2 separate regions of the Homo sapiens genome follow, and region 1 is linked to region 2. The links are chromatin loops, found by intact Hi-C in ENCODE. Cell type or tissue: PC-3. All regions are shown on one strand. Region 1 overlaps DNAH8 (dynein axonemal heavy chain 8). Region 2 overlaps DNAH8 (dynein axonemal heavy chain 8).

Evidence for each region. A loop is a pair of places that touch in the nucleus more often than their neighbours do. Peaks named below come from ENCODE experiments on the same cell type or tissue, not always from the same donor. Only the 100,000 strongest peaks of a DNase experiment are listed, where the experiment ranks them.
Region 1: a loop joins it to region 2, with 2.0 times the contacts of the local background. A loop is called at or near these places in 1 of 110 quality-filtered maps.

Annotation. Positions count from the first base shown.
Region 1 is chr6:38,869,284-38,874,283 of GRCh38, forward strand. It overlaps DNAH8 (dynein axonemal heavy chain 8), which reads left to right. Exons shown (of 93, transcript NM_001206927.2): 49 at 1,118-1,279; 50 at 3,253-3,499; 51 at 3,623-3,864; 52 at 3,953-4,093. Among named protein-coding and RNA genes, the nearest start is that of DNAH8-AS1, 81 kb to the right of the region's middle. In PC-3, a CTCF peak has its summit at 2,872; a DNase peak (open chromatin) is centred at 2,888.
Region 2 is chr6:38,811,237-38,816,236 of GRCh38, forward strand. It overlaps DNAH8 (dynein axonemal heavy chain 8), which reads left to right. Exons shown (of 93, transcript NM_001206927.2): 25 at 2,818-2,893; 26 at 4,232-4,421. Among named protein-coding and RNA genes, the nearest start is that of DNAH8, 98 kb to the left of the region's middle. In PC-3, no CTCF peak of the experiment used is centred here; a DNase peak (open chromatin) is centred at 2,445; H3K4me3 peaks cover 1,675 bases; H3K27ac peaks cover 2,216 bases; H3K27me3 peaks cover 825 bases.

The sequences.
Region 1 (5,000 bases), 58 kb after region 2:
AGCTGAGAAGAGGGGACAAAAATTTATAAGATTTTCTGGTGCCAAATCCACTGCTCCTGCCAGTATACCTCACTGCCTGTATGACCAACATGGACTGTAATGGAGGCTTAGACTCCCTAAGTCACCCAGGCTGGAGTGCAGTCTAAGCCTCCCTTAGATAATGGTATTTTGGAAATTCCTAGACAAGTACTCAAGAAAGCATCAGCAAAGCCCTAGAGAATAAAGAGAAATCATAAGGGGTCAGATGTTGGGAACAGGGCAATCTATGCATTAAAGACATTGCAAGCAAGGATTGGAGTCAGTGTACTCAAACCTACTGCTTATAAGAAAGGCTCAGAACACTGCCCTGATGGACTTTTGCAGCCATTGTTGGATGAAGTCATGCAGGGTTATGGCTATTTCCCCAATTTAAATAAAATATCCGTTCTTTAATTTCATGGGGTTGGGACTACAAATTATCATTTTTAAGGTTAATGCAAATGCCACTGTGAGAAGCAAAGATTCATGTGATAAAGTAATGAGGTCGTACTTTGGAGCAGTAGACTGGGGCAGGATTGTAGAACACATTGAATGCTAACGAACTTTGGGTACAATATAGATTCAGTGGTGATTGTATTAGTCTGTTCTCACACTGTTAATAAAGACAATTTATAAAGGAAAGAGGTTTGATGAACTCACAGTTCCACATGGCTGGGGAGGCCTCACAATCATGCTGGGAGGTGAATGAGGAGCAAAGTCACGTCTTTACATGGCGGCAGGCAAGAGAGCATGTGCAAGGGAACTCCCGTTTACAAAACCATCAGATCTTGTGAGACTTATTCACTATCATAAGAACAGCAGGGAAAGACTTGCCCCCATGATACAATTACCTCTCACTGGGTCCCTCCCACGACACGTGGGAGTTATGGGAGCTACGATTCCAGATGAGATTTGGGTAGGGACACAGCCAAACCATATCAGTGATATTCTGGAGAAAGTACTAGAGAATACAAGCCTGATTAGGAGAGTAATAAATGGTTCTCTGGGGATGAAGTGATAAGTACTATGCACATCCCAGCTAGCTGATAAATGTTTGTTGACTGAATGAGTAAATTTATTTTAAACTATGCCACCTTAGGTTGATGAAGATGAACCCCTGTTCCTCAGCTTAATCAATGACCTGTTCCCAGGACTGCAACTGGATAGTAATACTTATGCAGAACTGCAAAACGCAGTAGCCCATCAGGTTCAGATAGAGGGTTTGATTAACCATCCACCCTGGAACCTGAAACTCGTGCAGGTAAAGACATTTTAATCTATTATTAGTATAATGATAAGTATGTGTTAAACATTCCTGTCTGAATAGAAAAACTCATAGTTAGTCTTACTTGATGTAAATGTTAAATGAAAACATCATATATACATCATTGCAAAAAGAATACTTGGAAGGATGTGGTGGTCCTAGGAAGATAGTATGGATTTACCCTGCCTCACAGTAATCAAGCAGTAATTTACTGCAGTTTTTACTTATACCTGGTGACAATGTTGGGCGGAAATAGTAGGTTATAAAAACTCTAGGGGAACGGAACAACGCAGATGTCTTCTTGTGCCAATCTGATAGTACTGGCTGCAGCTGGGTGCCTCAGTGGAGTGCAGAGCCTGAGGAATCTGGGAGTGCTATTTTGCTCCTGCTTTGTGTGTGGACATGTTATATCCTTCACCTACACTAAAACCTGAATCTTTTGACTGCATATGTTGGTGTCTTTCTGTTCATCACATTTCATCCTTGTGACAACCATCTAACCACTTGATTGGATTACCAGTAGAATCAAGAACTTGTAGCAGAGACACAGGATTAAATCTCTATGAGCTTGATGCTTTGGGAATATTTTCCAGAGCTTTTGGAAAATTAAGGAGCTGAAATTGTGGACATTGTTGAAAACTGCATTTGAAATATTAATATAACGATTCTTATTTTAACTTACTGTTCTTGCCAGATTATAAGATGTGCAAGTATCTGAGATACATCCAAATCTTACAAAGAAATATGTGCATGGGGGAAAAGTCTTTTTCATCATTCATGTACTGGAAACCATTTTAAGAGTTTAAAAAATTTCTGGGAAAACATGATTTTATATATGATATGCATACAGTATACTGAGTTTTAAAATTCTTGCCATCTCAATGGGTGGCGACTAGAATTTTGGGTTCTTTGTTGATGTCAATAACATTGCTCTTGAACATGTCAGGAACAGTGCCTCTGTTGCTTTTAAACTATAGTTTACAATGGTAATACATTTCTGTCCAAAATGTTAGGAGAATAACTCACTCTCCCTCTGATCAGCTGTCAGACCTTTGACTTCTTAATTTTTTTAATGAGAAAACTGCAGACGGGATGTTATAGCAGCGGCTGTCCATGATCCTAGCATGTCTCCTCGAATCTCTTGTACCATTTCCACGTGCCCCTGCCCAGCTTCTGTGTGTTTTCGCTTCTAATAGCAAAAGGAGGCCTGGAGCCATTTTGTTGGCAGGCACAAAGAGTAGGTGCTGCACGGGAGTTTATTTCCCATCCACCCCCAAACAAACGTCTCTAAGAGTTGATGGAGTAGGAAAGTCAAGCTTGCCTGGTTCCAGGTGGAGCAATCTTTGAGGTGTAAGTTACACTCCAGTCTCCCGAGGGATCAGGCTCAAGTCTGTCCTCTACAGGGCTTTGTCCTCAATCACACCTTGCTTGGCTTCTTCCCATTCCTGTCCTGCTTTCCTCTTCTCTTACTGGTTTCTCCTGGGAGCACTACCTGAATAAATCACTTGCACAGGAATCCTCATTCATGATGTACTTCTGGGGAATTAGAAGGCCCCTTTGAAACGGATCTTCACTGTGATGCTCTGCGTTGCTGCTTTCCACCACTAAGGGGCGATATCATCACATTGGATGCCGAGAAAGTTTGCGCATGGAACAACTGCTGGTTATAGACCAACAAGCCAAAATCACAGGGAATCATCACGCAAGAAGCAAAAACTAGATGCTGAGTTAATTATTTCCAAAATGTAATTCAAGCTCCACATTGTTATTACTTTAGCACATATCGTTTTATAACGTGGTGCTCATTTGCTATGCACATCTAGTAAAACAACATTTTTTACAACTTAAAAATAGTGAACTAGTTACGTTAATGAAGAGCTTATTAAAGCCTTTAATCTTCAAGTAGCTACTATGAATGTCAGCAAGAGACTCATAAATTACATATTTTAATTTACTGGTTAATTGTGTAGTTATATGAGACGTCTTTGGTACGGCATGGCTTGATGACTCTTGGGCCCAGTGGTTCTGGAAAGACAACCGTTATCACGATTCTAATGAAGGCGCAAACAGAATGCGGAAGGCCTCATAGAGAAATGCGAATGAATCCAAAAGCCATTACTGCACCTCAGATGTTTGGCAGACTGGACACTGCTACCAATGACTGGACAGATGGGATTTTTTCTACTCTGTGGAGAAAAACATTAAAAGCTAAAAAAGGTATACACAAACCTCCTTTGTGATCATTTTTTCCCTGCTAGCGTATTAACACAGTATTTTTTTGATTTTTCCATTTTAATTACTTGCAAGTGAAAAGTGATTTTCTGTTTTAATTATTTTCAGGTGAAAACATTTTCCTCATTTTAGATGGTCCTGTGGATGCCATCTGGATTGAGAACTTAAATTCCGTTTTGGATGACAATAAAACTCTGACGTTAGCTAATGGAGATCGCATTCCCATGGCCCCTAGTTGTAAGCTTCTGTTTGAAGTCCACAATATCGAGAACGCCTCTCCTGCCACGGTTTCTAGGATGGGCATGGTCTATATCAGCAGCTCTGCTCTCAGCTGGAGGCCAATCTTACAGGTGGGGCAGAGAGATGGGAAGAAGAACCCTCAGAGTCTCTCCACGTTTCACTTTCTCAATAAACACAGATTCTGTTTCTTTGTTGCAGGCATGGTTGAAGAAACGCACTGCACAGGAAGCTGCTGTATTCCTGACACTGTATGAGAAAGTCTTTGAAGATACATACACATATATGAAGCTAAATCTCAATCCCAAAATGCAGCTCTTGGAGTGCAACTATATTGTGCAAGTAAGATTTTTTTTTGTACATTTACTACTTCGATTTTGATTTTTTTTTCACTCAGTTGCAGTTTACAGCCATCTGAAATAGAAAGTTCAGACAGTCCATAAAAATCATTTGATGATGTGGCTGTAAAAGCTCTGATAATTTTGATTTCTATTAAAGATCTTCTTAATGATCTTACTGTTTTCTCTATTATTTTCACTTCCCAGAGGGATGTTGTCAGAGGAAGGGGAATGAACTATCTTTCCCATTGTCAGGTTTAGTGACCTGTCCCATAAAGTGTGTATAATAATGACAGTCAATAAAATATAGTAATTAATTAAATTTTAAAATAAATAAAAAATAACACATACACCTACACACACACACACACACACACACACACACACACACACACACCCCTGCACTCCAGCTGGGGCGACAGAGTGAGACCCTGTCTCAAAATAAATAAATAAGTAAATAAAAATAAATAAAGTTGGTAGCTTCGTGGGAAAGAACAGAAAGGGGCCTGTTGCAATCAAGAAAACTTGGGAGGCAATTTTGGCTTTGGAAATTTAGCATATAACAGGTAAGGAAAATCTTTAAATAAAAATTATCTGACAAGTAGTTGTAGCATTGTTTTTTCCCTTTCTTCCTTCCTTTCCTCTTTCTTTCCCTTTTTCTTTTCTTTTCTTTCTTTCTTTCTTTCTTTCTTTCTTTTTCTTTCTTTCTTTCTTTCTTTCTTTCTCTTTCTCCTTCCTTCCTTCCTCCTTCTCTCTTTCTTTCTTTCTCTTTCTCCTTCCTTCCTTCCTCCTTCTCTCTTTCTTTCTTTCTCTCTCTCTTTCTTTCTCTCTTTCTTTCTTTCTCTCTCGCTCTCTCTTTCTCCCCTCCCTCCCCTTCCCTTCCCTTCCCTTCCCTCCCCTTCCCTCCCCTC
Region 2 (5,000 bases):
TTGGGTAGAATGACCACATAACTTATTGTTCCAACTATGGAACTTTTGTGAGTGAAGGAGCACTGTCCAGATGAGGTGCCAGGACACAGTGAATCTGGAACTGTCCTGGGCACACTGGACATGTGGTTATTTCATATGTTGGGGCTTCTCATTCTCTTCTCGTTGTCTCCTAATGACTCTGTCATCTATGTTATCTTTTTGCCTTTCTGAACTACATTATGGGCAGTATCTCTGTATCTATTCTAAAGATTTTGTCATCTGTGGCATCTTAAATATTTCAAGAAAAAATACTTTTTCCTTATCCTCCAGATATGGTATTATTTCTGCCTTTTTAGTTTAGCAAATTTTTTATTTTTTTGGAAGAGTCTTCATATATCACTGAACATTTTCCCTTACTTTAGAGCTTGTTATCTGGACATTAATTTTTATCTAGAGTGAGTTTCTGTTTCGTTTTTGGATTTCGTTAGCTCTCTTTCTTACCCTTAGACATATTCACGCATACTTGGGTTTTAATGTGCAGGCTCTCTTTGAGCGAGAGCTTTGTTTTTGTGTTTCTTTTTCCTTCTCTCTCTCCCTATCTATGAGTTTCACTTTTGCCTCTAAATGACACTTGGAACCCTGAGTACAGAACCAGGTCTTATTTCTTCACAGTTACTGGCCCCTGGAGAGATACTGGGGGTATGGCAGGTTTGGCTAGGGAGCACACGGGTAGCCTAACTTAGTTACTTATCAGGGAATTTGTGGATGTGCTTCTTTTGCCCCAGGTCTGCATCTCCTGGAAAAGCCATAGCTGCAGGAAGTAAGTTGACGCATTTTGTCTTGCAGCATCATCTGCAAGACAGATGGGAGAGCATCATCTTAGTTTTTGGCCTTAAGTAGTGAGGCTGGCCGAGGCCCCATCCCTCATTGAGTCCTGTCCATCCTCTATATTCCACCAGAGCCAACCTCCCCACGGTCACTGCCTCTTTCCAGCCCGGAACCCTGGCTAGGCTGTCCTTGAGTTTCTCTCCATTTCTACTTCATGGAGATGCTTACCTTGTATTTGAGCATTCTCATGTCCTTTATCTCCCATCCATGATTGTGATGAGTTTGGCAAAAAGAAGCTTTTTTGAAGTATGAACTCACTATGCTACATTGATTTACAAGTTCTGCGGCAATTTAGCAATTTTTGAGGAGGCATACATGAGGATAGTACTAAAAACCCTTACTTGTCTAAAATGTCTTTCTCTTATGCCCACACACGAACGCTAGCTTGGTCTTCTGGGATCAGAATCCCTTTCTGTCACGCTCTACAGAGGCTGCTCCATTGGCTTCTTTGGTTTCAGTTTTTAGAGGAGAGTTCTGCTGCGAATCCGATTTTCCTTTCCAACTAACAACTTGTATTTGTTTTGATGCTGACAGGATTTCTCTTTTATTCTTGAAATTCACAAATTGTATGTTTAGATGCAGGTGGATTTCCCCCCATTAATCCTGTCAGGCACCTAGAGAATCTCTTGAAGATGAAAAAAAAAAGCCTATTCTTAAGGTTAAAGGAGTGCTTTGCTTTAATTTCCCATATCTACACAGTATTCACGTGCCGTATCTAGGTAGTAAGCATCTCTGAGCGGAGTGACTCTCTGGAAATTACTTAGCCTCTCCCTACCTTGGTTTCCTTATCTACAATATGGAAAGAATAATAATCGTAGGGTCTGCCTCACAGAATTAATGTGAACATGAACTGGTAATCTATGGAAAGTGGCTGGCATACATTAAAACATTCAATAAATGTTACTTATTCTTACCTTTTCTCTAAGTATTTTCTCTCTCTTTGTATTTTGCACCTGAAATTTTGGAGAATACCTTCAGCTGATTCTCTAATTTGCTATATAAGGTACCAAATGATCTAGTGCACTGTTCACTGCCTTTATTATTCAACTGTTCCTTTATACTTTATGAAAACTCTTTCTTATTCTCAAATTACACACTTTGAATCAATGCCCACACTAATTTTATTGCAACATCTTGAATTTCACTGGGACACTATGAATTGAGGGGTTTTGTTTGCTTGCTTTCTTTTTGTTCAGTCCTTTCCAATAATACGTTTATCTGGGAACCATTGGCCCTGAGTGCTAAAAGTTGGGTCTTCACTTTTGAACTGTGGCCTCTATGTTTCTTGTGATCCCCTCCCACCCCCCATCTGCTTGTATTTAGAAATGGAGGTGTAAGTTTTCAGTAATGACGGTATTTCTTGCACTCCCAGAGAAAAAGAGAATGGACAGTTTACATTTATTATAATTTTGCCTGGGATAGGGGTGGAGGTTAAGACAGAGGGAGCTATGCTAGCCAGACTAATTTGCAGCTCTGCATGTGTCCTTCATAACTGGACTCAGGCGTCTGTGCTGCTGTCTGTGCATGAGTGATATTGTTTAACAACGCGGTTTTTGGAAAGCATGGACCAGAAACTTCCTGTTTAATCTTGTGAAAATATAGATAAAGAAGCATATAAAAGTATATGCTGGTGATCTCATCTTGTATCTGTTGCAGGGCTGGGAACAAAGAATGCCTTTAGTAAACATTGTTAAAGGTTATTACTGAGAAAGAACAACATTAAAATAGTAGAAAATGTATATGAGATTACTATTTTACTTCTAAGACTATTGGGTCATTGTATTTTCTTAGTTCTCTGCAATTTAGGGTTCTGTTATAAGTAATATTCTCTTTGTGTAATTTGGCCTTTTAAAAATGATCTTTATTGTTCGGACTGAATTTTGTAGCATAATAAACTAACAATGAAATTTTAGGGTAAGGTTCATCAGCTAAATGTCCATCTCATTGCAGCCTTTATGGGCGAAAGCAGTCAGAAGATATTATTTCCTTTATAAAAAGTGAAGTACATCTTGCAATTCCTAATGTGGTAAGTATTATTAAATACACTGATAATTTGATAAGGTGCTTAAGAAGTATAGTACTAGAACTGAGCTTTCATTTAGGTAACATTTTGGTCCTATGTCTTTTTTCACTTTCCCTCACTATTTAACAAATTGGAAATGTCATTTATATCTGTTATGAAAAAGCTACTTCTGGGATGGGTGCAGTGGCTCACGCCTGTAATCCCAACACTTTGGGAGGCCAAGGCGGGTGGAGCACCTGACGTCAGGAGTTTGAGACCATCCTGGCCAACATGGTGAAACCCCGTCTCCACTAAAAATACAAAAATTAGCCAGTTGTGGTGGTAGGTGCCTGTAGTCCCAGCTACTTGGGAGGCTGAGGCAGGAGAATTGCTTGAACCTGGGAGGTGGAGGTTGCAGTGAGCTGAGATCATGCCACTGCACTCCAGCCTGGGCGACAGAGCAAGACTCTGTCAAAAAAAAAAAAGTTACTTCTGTATTAGCTCATGATGTATTGAAGGACTCGTGAAAGAATTGAGTTAGGCATCTGTTCTGCCAGCAGTTAGCAAGCACCCTACAAATTGCCTTGCTTTTTCTTACTTCAGACATTAAATTATCTAAATAAAATCATCACAGTTGTCCAGATCCCTACCTCAAACACATGACTGTGAGGCAACGCACTAAGGTAAGGATGGCAGAAGAGAAAGACAAAAAGAGCCTGTGCCCTGAGCATCTGAATCACCCGTGTCTTCCCATGGCACTTATCTTTACAACTACCCCAGCTGCTGATGGGCATCTGGAACTCCAAGCCACATGGGATGGCTGAGCTGCATTCTGCGATGGGTCAAAGGATAAGGCCAGGCAGAAACGGTCCGTGACTCACCTAAAACCACCTTTACATGGTCTGACCTCCTGAAGGATACCTTCTTAGCTTATTTGGCACATTTCAAAGAACTGAGGTCAGAATCTTGGTGGTGTAGCTTCTTCAGTTACTTTGTTTCATAGATCTCTAACACATAGTCTGTAATTTCCCACTGCATTCTGCCACCCTCATGGGGAAAAGGATGACAAGTACTAGTTTGACCTTTTTAACAAAATCAAAATGTCATTTCTATCTGTTATTAAAAAGTTACGTCCGCATTAGCTCGTGGTGTAATGAGGCTTGCAGGAATCGATAGCGGGAAAACTTCAGGATAGAGAAAATCTGCATCCTCCCCATCTTCCTCTATCATTCTCCCCCTCAAATCAGCCTTGCACTGGGCCAGCCGAGGCTTGCCCCACTCAGTGGGGAATGGAGGTGGTGAAAATTGAGGGATGGACTGTATGTGCCGGCAGTATTACACATTTGTTTCTTCTTTCCACAGGTGATGATTCCTAGTTTGGATGACATTCAACAAGCCATTAACCGTATGATCCAGTTAACCCTGGAGGTCAGCAGAGGAGTGGCTCACTGGGGGCAACAGCAAATCCGTCCCATCAAGTCTGTCATTCCCAGCCCCACCACTACTGACGTGACCCATCAAAACACAGGAAAACTGCTGAAGAAGGAAGAAAGTAAGAATGTAAAATTAGTCAATGATCTTACTGATCCTTTTTGGATTTGATAGCATATAGATTTTTAAATTATTTTATATGTTTGATACCTTTTGCATTTAAAAAATAGTATGTTTCATCTTAAACATAACGTGCAGGCATTTTTTCCTGGCTTTGGGTGGTGGGTGAAAAGGATTTTTAAATCACTTTTCTACTATGATGATCTTAAGTTAAAAATTAAAATAAACCTTAGCACTAATTTTACTTTCTGCATGATAGTAGGTTGGATAAACTTAAGGTAAACATAAATTCGTCACTTAAGTAGTTATGAATATGATATGATAGTGACCCAAAATGTTATGAACATTTTTTTGACACTTCCTGTATAGAAAGAAACTGGTTTCTTTTTTATTTTATTTTATTTTGTTTTATTTTATTTTATTTTATTTTATTTTAGTTCTAGGGTACATGTGCAGGATGTGTAGGTTTGTTACATAGGTAAACATGTGCCATGGTGGTTTGCTGCACCTATCAACCCATCACATAGGTGTTAAGCAAGCATGCATTAGCTATTTTTCCTGATGCTCTCCCTCCCTTCAC